Linked DNA regions of Homo sapiens: region 2 is linked to region 1. The links are chromatin loops, found by intact Hi-C in ENCODE. Cell type or tissue: Calu3. All regions are shown on one strand. Links, peaks and the distances in the headings refer to the core of each region. The heading gives the core; the rest is flanking DNA.

Region 1 (4,411 bases), core at 160-4,159:
ATCATTAAAGAATCAACTCCAAAAGTGAAAAAGGGCAATTAAAAATGATATAAAAAGTGAATAGAGAGAATATCTAAAAAATCAACACATTATCTCTAGAAGAAAAACATTCAATAGAAGAGATGTGAACAAAATCAAATAATTAATAGAAGACAATGAGGAATTTTCTTGGTGTGCAGTAATGAGAGACAAGTAAATTTTTAAAATATAAAGGAGCAGCTAAGAGACATAAAGAATAAATTGAGAGTCTTCAACTCTAACAGGAATCCAAGAAGCGTGGCCGAATGGTAGGAAATCATTTAAAGAAACAAAAGCTCAGTGAAATACTTGAGTCTTGACAGAAAACTTACATTCATCAGAAATTAAAGATAATCAATTATAAATGTAGATAGAGAAGAAAGTCAGATCGCTGAAAAGAAATTAGAGACAATTAGACTTTCAATATACTTATCAGCAATAAAAAATACTGGAAGACAAAAGTATGATGTTCTTAATGTGCCAAAGAAAAATAACTTTCCACTGAAATTTCTATTTTTGGCCACACTAACATTCAAGAAGACTGATAAAGATATTTTCAGGTATTAAAAAATGAGAAAATTCATAGTCCCCAAATTCACACTGAAAGGCTTATTAAAATATATGCTTGGCCGGGCACGGTGCTTCATGCCTTTAATCCCTGCACTTTGGGAGGCCAAGGCGGGCAGATCACGAGGTCGGGAAATCGAGACCATCCTGGCTAACACAGTGAAGCCTCATCTCTACTAAAAATACAGAAAATCAGCAAGGCATGATGGCACGCACTTGTAGTCCCACCTACTCAGGAAGCTGATGCAGGAGAATCGCTTGAACCCAGGAGGCGGAGGTTGCAGTGAGCCGAGATCATGCCACTGCACTCTAGCCTGGGTGACAGAGCAAGACTCCGTCTCAAAAAAAAAAAAAAAAAAAAAAAATATATATATATATATATATGTATATATATATATACTTATACAAGAAGAAAACAGCCAAGATAGATAGGAGTAGTCATATGAATATTATGATGTAAAATGGCAAATTGAATTAGTTATTGATTTATGAATCATAGCATAGCTAATTGGAAACTAAAAAATATAAATGATAAAACTAAGATTGTAATTAGTACTACTGGGAGGGGAATGGTTCAGAGTTAAAGGGCTGACGTTTCTTGTCTTTTAAAGATGGGAGAGAATAATGTTGCAAGATTTTAAGTTGTGTTAAAGAACTTAGTTATATATGTATGTTCCACACTTAAAGCTAAGTATTGTAATAGACAAATACTCTATCACTTCTAAAACAACAGAAGCATGAGAAAGAGAGTAAGAATACATATTCTGTCCAAACAAATTTATAAAACAAAAGAAAGTGAGGAATTTAAAAAATAGAACTGGGAAATAAAAAACACAACATAAGTATGTGTGTGTTTGTGTGCATACACACACAACAAATATAAACAAGTGGTATTTATCAATTTATTTAAGAAAATTAAAATAAAACTTCAGACCTAATCTGAATCAAGACAAATGATAAATCTACCTAATCAAGACATATGGTAAATCTACATCTCACTGAAAAAACTGAAAAATAAAAATATTCAGCAAAAAATCCAGAAAAATAATTTTTAAAAGAGTCTATGTAATAACATATAACATAGATCAATTTAGAAAACTGACATATTAACTTTAAAATGAGGGCAAATTTAAATTTAATATAAAAATCAGAGAAGTGAATAGACACAGCACATAACAATAAAAAGCATAATTCAAACATTGTAGTGGGCTCACTGGTGCTCACAGGTAGCTGGTGATCCTGTCTTTCTGGACATTGAAGTTTGTACTTCTCCCCTCTGCAGTGAGTCACTCCTCTGTGATTAATTCTAATCAATGAAATGTGAGCATGAGAGATGTGTGATCCTTCTGAGCAGAGGCAGTCGAAAGCCCATGCATGGTTCTTTAGTCTGGCTCTTTGCCTGCTCTCATAGCTTAAAAAAAAATGAGTCTGGTGTGGTGGCTCATGACTGTAATGCCAGCAATTTAGGAGCCGAAGGCAGGAGGATTACTTGAACCCAGGGGTTCCAGACCAGCCTAGGTAACAGTGAGACTCTGTCTCAACAAAAAATACAAAAATGAGCCAGGTATGGTGGCATGCACCTGTTGTCCCAGCTACTCAGGAGGCTGAGTTGGGAGGACTGCTTTAGCCTGGGAGTTACAGGCTGCAGTGAGCAGTAATCACACCACTGCACTCCAGCCCAGGTGAAAGAGCAAGATCCTGTCTCAAAAAAAAAAGATAATGTTTACCCAAAATCTTCAAAAGTGAAGACAATAGAAGCATTGCATTGCAATAGACGTGGAATGCAGCTAAATAATTTTTGGTGAAAATTGTAAAATTGCAAATGTGTTTATTAATAAAACAAGACACCCTGAAAAATTATTAAGTAGTCAACACAAGAAGCTTGGAAAAAGAACAAGAGTAAATCTAAACTTAAAAATGAAAGAAAAATATTTAAAGCAAATAGTATAAATTAATTTAAAAGAACAACAAGAAAATTAAAAAAAAATTAAAACCTGATTTTAAACCTTTGGTAAAATAAAGAAAAAAAGAGTTATGATACAAATAAGTTACATTACAAACAGAAAAGAAAAAATGTACACATAGTACATATAGAAAGGGGAAAAATTAAGAAAATTTCAAGTAGCAGGGAATTTTAAGTGCTCTCTCCTTTCTTGCTGGACTTGCTCTAGCACTAAACGGCAGAAATAAATAGAAGAGTGATAAAGGGATATTTTATTAGTTCCTTGTGTGAAATGTGTCTAGGAGTATGCAGTATGACTATTGCAATCAGTGTAGCCCTGATTGTTCAGTGTGGATAAGTTCATTCTCATATATGAGTGCATAAAACTGTGATGTTTATATACTTATGCGTAAACATTTCTCTCTTGATTATTTGTCTATATATTTGAGAGAATTTTTTATTTTACTTTTTTTATTTTTCTGTATTTTTTTGAGGATGCATTTTAATTTTATAACACATAAAATAAAATCAAATGGTACATACAAAGAATTTTTATTGAAAATATTTGTATAGGGCCCAGCACGGTGGCTTATGCCTGTAATCCCAGCACTTTGGAAGGCCAAGGCAGATACATCACAAGGTCAAGAGATCGAGACCATCCTGGCCAACATGGTGAAACCCCATCTCTACTAAAAATACAAAAATTAGCCCAGTGTGGTGGCACGTACCTGTAGTCCCAGCTACTCAGGAGGCTGAGGCAGGAGAATTGCTTGAGCCCGGGAGGCAGAGCTTGCAGTGAGCCAACATTGTACCACTGCACTCCAGCCTGGCGACAGAGTGAGACTCCGTCTCAAAACAAACAAACAAAAAAATTGAATACTGCCTCCTACATATCTCATAATATTTAAAGCATGGCCAGATACAAAATACATGGTTTACATAAGTGAAAGTTGATTTCGTTCTAAGATGTATCACAGTTACATTGAATTAAAGATTGAGGGGACACGTGGAGAATCCCTTCTGTCAAAAATTGTATTATGTTAATGTTAGTATGCTAAGAGATGAGTAGTAAAAGTAGAGTCTAAGCTTTAAAACATTCATTTTCAAAGCTAAATTGGCGCTAAATTCAAAACAGTTTAATATATCATATCTTTCTGCTAACATATGAAAAAACACGCTACTCTGTGGGCAAGCTAGCACTATATAAAGCTTTTCCTCTGTAGTGTTCTACAAGCACTCTAGTAAACAATAAGCTTAAGAAAGTTCCAGCTTCATGGTAGATGAGTACTATGCAAGCCCCATAATATGCTATAAACTGAATTCTCATCAGAATTTAAGTAGTTTAACAGCTAGGCTAGATATTTAAGGCACAACATGATGCAATGACAAGTTTCTAGCTTTAGTTATTTATCTGTAACAAGACTGATAACGAGATGATTCAGCCAAGCAAAAGACAATGTAGAAAAAAATGGAACAAAAGAAGGTCAGGATTTCAAAATATCAGATATATATACTTATGAATGAACCAATATACTCACATTCAAGTACATAATGTAGAGGAAAAAAAGGTAGCTATCTAAACATGGGGAGAGTAAACCATGATGACAAAGATGCATAATATCTTTTAATCAATATATAAAATGTTACAGTTGTAAATGTCTTAGTTATTTTCAACTAAATTTAACAAACATTTATTAATAAGGCATTATCTGCCAGGCATTGTGAAAGGTACTGGAGACACAGATATGGAATTAGACTGAGGGGAGCAGAAAGCTCCTAGTCAAGTAAGGAACATAGGTAAGTGAACAAATAAAATCTGAGGGCATGATAATATCGCAGCTGAAATATGTGCACAGAATTATGCAGAATAAAAACAGATTTACT
Region 2 (4,411 bases), core at 342-4,341, 93 kb after region 1:
AGGGTAAATCAATCATTTCATTAGTTCTAATGAGGTGCATGTTTATGCAAACACACACATTAATCTTATAATTTTTGTGGACTTTGTAGATGAGTAAACTGAGATTAAGAGGTTAAAATTTTAAAACACTTACCAAATTACAAAATAATTCTAGCAAAGCCGAGCTACCTAAGTAGGCCTCCTAACTCTAGATAGAAGTTATTTTTACTAGACCAGTAATTCTCAGTGTCCCTATAAATCTAGGGGTCTCAGACATCCTTTGAGAAGGTCCCTGAGGTCAAAACCACTTTCATAAAAATACAAAATGTTATTTGCCTTTTTCAATTTGTTGATATTTGTGCTCATAGTACAAGTGCCATTGTGGGTAAAGCAGCTAGCACCAATCAAGGAAGTGGCTCCAGATTTTTCTAGTAGTTACCGTTTTCCTCAGTGGCGTACAGGAATTTTTTTCTTAAGTCAGTTTCATTAAGAATGAAAGCAGTAAAAATACTTTTTTTTTTTTTTTTGAGACGGAGTCTCACTGTCACCCAGGCTGGAGTGCAGTGGCGCGATCTGGGCTCACTGCAAGCTCCGCCTCCCGGGTTCACGCCATTCTCCTGCCTCAGCCTCCCCAGTAGCTGGGACTACAGGCGCCCGCCACCACGCCCAGCTAATTTTTTGTATTTTTAGTAGAGGTGGGGTTTCACCGTGTTAGCCAGGATGGTCTCGATCTCCTGACCTCGTGATCCGCCCGCCTCGGCCTCCCAAAGTGCTGGGATTACAGGCGTGAGCCACCGCGCCCGGCCAAAAATACTTTTTATATGAAGCAGTATAATCATTATCTTTAATAAAATCTCAACCTTTGAATGCATCTTGTTTTAACACACTGTGTAATTACATGGGACTTATACATAAAGTACTTTTGTTACATATCAAAGGATAATGATTGTGTCTAGAAAAAGCTAAGGTTCATTTATTTTAACTGAAAACTGAACTAACTCCCTTTCTCGGTAATGCTGTCCTCTTGAAGAAATGACTAGCAGATACCATGGCTATTGAGACTTGGGTATGAGGTATTTGGTATTCTCAAAAATGAAAGAAAGTAACTTTGTAACTCAAGGAAAACAATTTACTATAATTATTGCCAATAGCAAAATCAAATCCTTGAAGTAAAAATTTGAATTTTGTGAAGTCTGTACCCACCACTCTGAGCTTTATATGTTCCTAATACTTAAAGATTTAGGTCAGCAGTTACATTAACAAATGCGATTTGCTTTTTGATATTGTATAATAAAATGTGTCAACATTTGGAACATTGCATAACTTAGTAAATCAGTATTTTCCAAATAAAATATGCTTGATGTTACAAAATTACAAAATGCATGAGTTAAACATCCATTGCAAGATGAATTTTAATGTAATAGTTTAGGAAAACTTTATCAGTACAGTTAGAGCTTCCATATTGCAACTATCATTTGAAAAACTATCACCTAATGAATTTTGGTGAAATACCAAATAACAATATCCACAATTATCTAAAAATACTTTCTCTTTTCAACTACGTATCTGAGTGATCCTGGATTCAAAACAGTATGTTGCAGCAGACTGAATTCAGAAGCAGATGTCAGAATCCATTTGTCTATTAAGCCAAACACAAACAAGTTTTGCAAAAATGTGAAAAAACTCTTCTCATTATTATTTTTTTAATAACTATTTGTAAAATTAAATATATGATTTATTTTGCCAAGCAATAGTTTATTATTGTTGTTTTAAAATAAAATGTTAAATACGTATTTTAAATATTTCTGAATTTTAATTCCTAATGTGGCAAATCTTAAGTCTTTTCAGAGGTTTTTATCTTTTAGATTATAAAAGATGCCCAAGGCCACAAAGTTTTGGGAAGGGCTGTATAGACTGAACTCCATGCCTTAAGAGGAAAATGAAGCCAATATATTCTTACAAGAGAAGAGATACACGACAAAGCAACAACATACACCTTTCATTCCAACTCTGCTGAGTCATCGATGGTACTTTTAGATCTTAGGCGGGTAACAGCAAAATAAGGTGAGAATTTCAAATAATCAACTTTCTAAGATAAATTTATAAAAGCCCTTTTATAGCACTGATCCCCTATCTTAGTTCTTGGAAGTTAATGAAAGAGGGAAGTTTAAACAACTAAATTAATACTAGTAACAGTTAAGTTGTATGAATTAAGTGTGTCAATAGTAAGTGTTAACGGAAGAGATTGGAAAAACTGATTTTCCCAGTCACTCAAGGTGCTCAAACCGATCATGGGAACATGTAGTTTTATTTGTGTAGCAACTGATAAGATAAAATCAACAGAGACCAAAACTCCTTTCACAGTGTTATAGTGAATCATTAAACACGAAACGAGCCTCTGACCTTGCCCTGTTGGCATTTCTACTGGCCAGAGAAATACAACTTAAAGAAGAACATATAAGGTAAGTAATGTAAATGTACACTGTACTATGAAATGTATCCTGAAATGAAGTTTTCAACATCAAGATTATTTGATTTATGTAATCAGAAATGCCTGAATAATTATAAAATTATTAATTCATAAAGTTTAAATCCTATAAAGTCTTTCTGTGTGTGTGTGTGTGTGTGTGTGTGTGTGTATTTTAATTTCAATGATAATTTTCCTAGATAACAAATTGTTGACAGAATAGAGTAAAGCAAGAATAATTACTACATTTGCAGGTGTTGGGTAAAAATTTTTTCAGATAAAAAAATTTTAAAAGAATAATTACTACAGTAATTAAATTGTTGGTGATCTTGGTTGAAAACTCTTCTGTTAGAGATGGCACCATCCCAGAAAGGTTAAATCATATGTTAAAGGTCAGTATGTGACTTCTACCTGGCCCAAAGTACAATTCAAATTCAAAGAAAACAAGGGGGTAAATTAAAATTAAAAACACAGATAATTAAAAACATTTTAATCACAATTATCAAGTGCAGTTGAAAAATTATAATTAGTGAGAGTAGACACTAAGCCCTGAAGAAACAAGTGGTGAGAAACTAAAGTGCTTGTTATGGAGCCATCAATTTAGATTTCTTTTTGTCTATTAGTTTATGAAACTGGCTTTCATTTTTAATGCGTACTCCCATTTCCTATAATTCCTCCATTTTCAAATAGAATTTCAAATTCAGAAACTCTAAATGTGACACCCAGCTTCACACTGGATTTGCTACTTTAATAATGTAAATTAGGTTTCTAGAAAATACAACAGAAAAAAAACAGAAGACTTTTTAAAATATGTAAAAGGCACTTATAAACTCTAATTTATTGAACATCCTGAGGATGTTTATGTGCTAGGTATTATAACAGACAAAAGAATACCAAGAAAATTAAGACTGAGTCCCTGCCTTCCAGAGCTTATATTCAGTAAGAGAAGAAGGGAGAATTAAGCACAAGGTACAGTGTGGTAATAACTATGAGAACAGAGGGTATATTACATGAGTATAGCATAAAATAGTGATTAAAAATACATTAGTTGTCAAAATGATCTTGGTAAATTCAAAATGCCAAATCAAGCAAAATAATTTTATTCACTAAAGAAAATGTCTAGAAGAAAAATATATTTTACCCCAAATTCTATAATCTGTAACAGGATAGAAATCTAACTGCCAGTCAGTAAAGGTAATAAAATAACCATCAGCTAATAGCAGAGCCTAAAATAAAAATAAAAGAATACTAAGATAATTCCAGTATAGTGAGCTCTATTCAAACCATTAGTAGAAAATAAATTATAGAATCTAATATGTTAGATTGTTTAATAAAGTGGAATACTGGGGGTTCTTGATAAATTGCTTAAAAGGTATAATAAAACAGAAAATTTAGTAAACAAGAACTTTTTCCGTACTTTTGGTAGAATTCTGAGCTTATCTCATACCTGCTTTCTGGGTCTCAAAACTACATTTATCCAGGAGATCCACAAATCCAATCATTTTCTCTGCATTTTACGCTATCTCTAAAAGTGATTTACAAGTAAATTAAAGTGTTAATCAAATCAGGAAAATACTACAATTTCCAGCCATTATTTAATCAGGTATGTCTTAGGCACTGCCGCGATGCTATCAAGCTGCTTCCAAATGTGAAGAGTAACTAAAGGGAAGATCCAGTCTTGTCCTGGGGACACTTATAATATTTTTCTAACAATGAACATTAATCTCAGAAGTAATTCAGAAGCAATGTATGGCAATATGGAGTTAGCATAGATTATACATAATATTGGTGGCATCTTAAAAAGAAGAAGGCACAATTTTTGAAAACAAGCTTATTATAAAATATTATTTGTGAAGTCAAAGATCGAGGTTATATTTTCAGCTTTATAATTCTTTTGGGTGGCTCCAAGCAAGTTCTCTGTTCCCTCTTAGTCTCAATGTTTCAACTGTAAAGATGTATTTTTAT

Evidence for each region. Hi-C counts contacts between places; a loop is a spot of excess contacts. Peaks named below come from ENCODE experiments on the same cell type or tissue, not always from the same donor. Only the 100,000 strongest peaks of a DNase experiment are listed, where the experiment ranks them.
Region 2: it touches region 1 in a loop (6-fold over the local background); 1 of 110 quality-filtered maps calls a loop at or near these places.

Annotation. Positions count from the first base shown.
Region 1 is chr12:18,147,294-18,151,704 of GRCh38, forward strand. No RefSeq gene overlaps it. Among named protein-coding and RNA genes, the nearest start is that of RERGL, 59 kb to the left of the region's middle. In Calu3, for the core only: no CTCF peak of the experiment used is centred there; a DNase peak (open chromatin) is centred at 1,928.
Region 2 is chr12:18,240,608-18,245,018 of GRCh38, forward strand. It overlaps a transcript of PIK3C2G not described here. Among named protein-coding and RNA genes, the nearest start is that of PIK3C2G, 19 kb to the right of the region's middle. In Calu3, for the core only: no CTCF peak of the experiment used is centred there; a DNase peak (open chromatin) is centred at 2,360.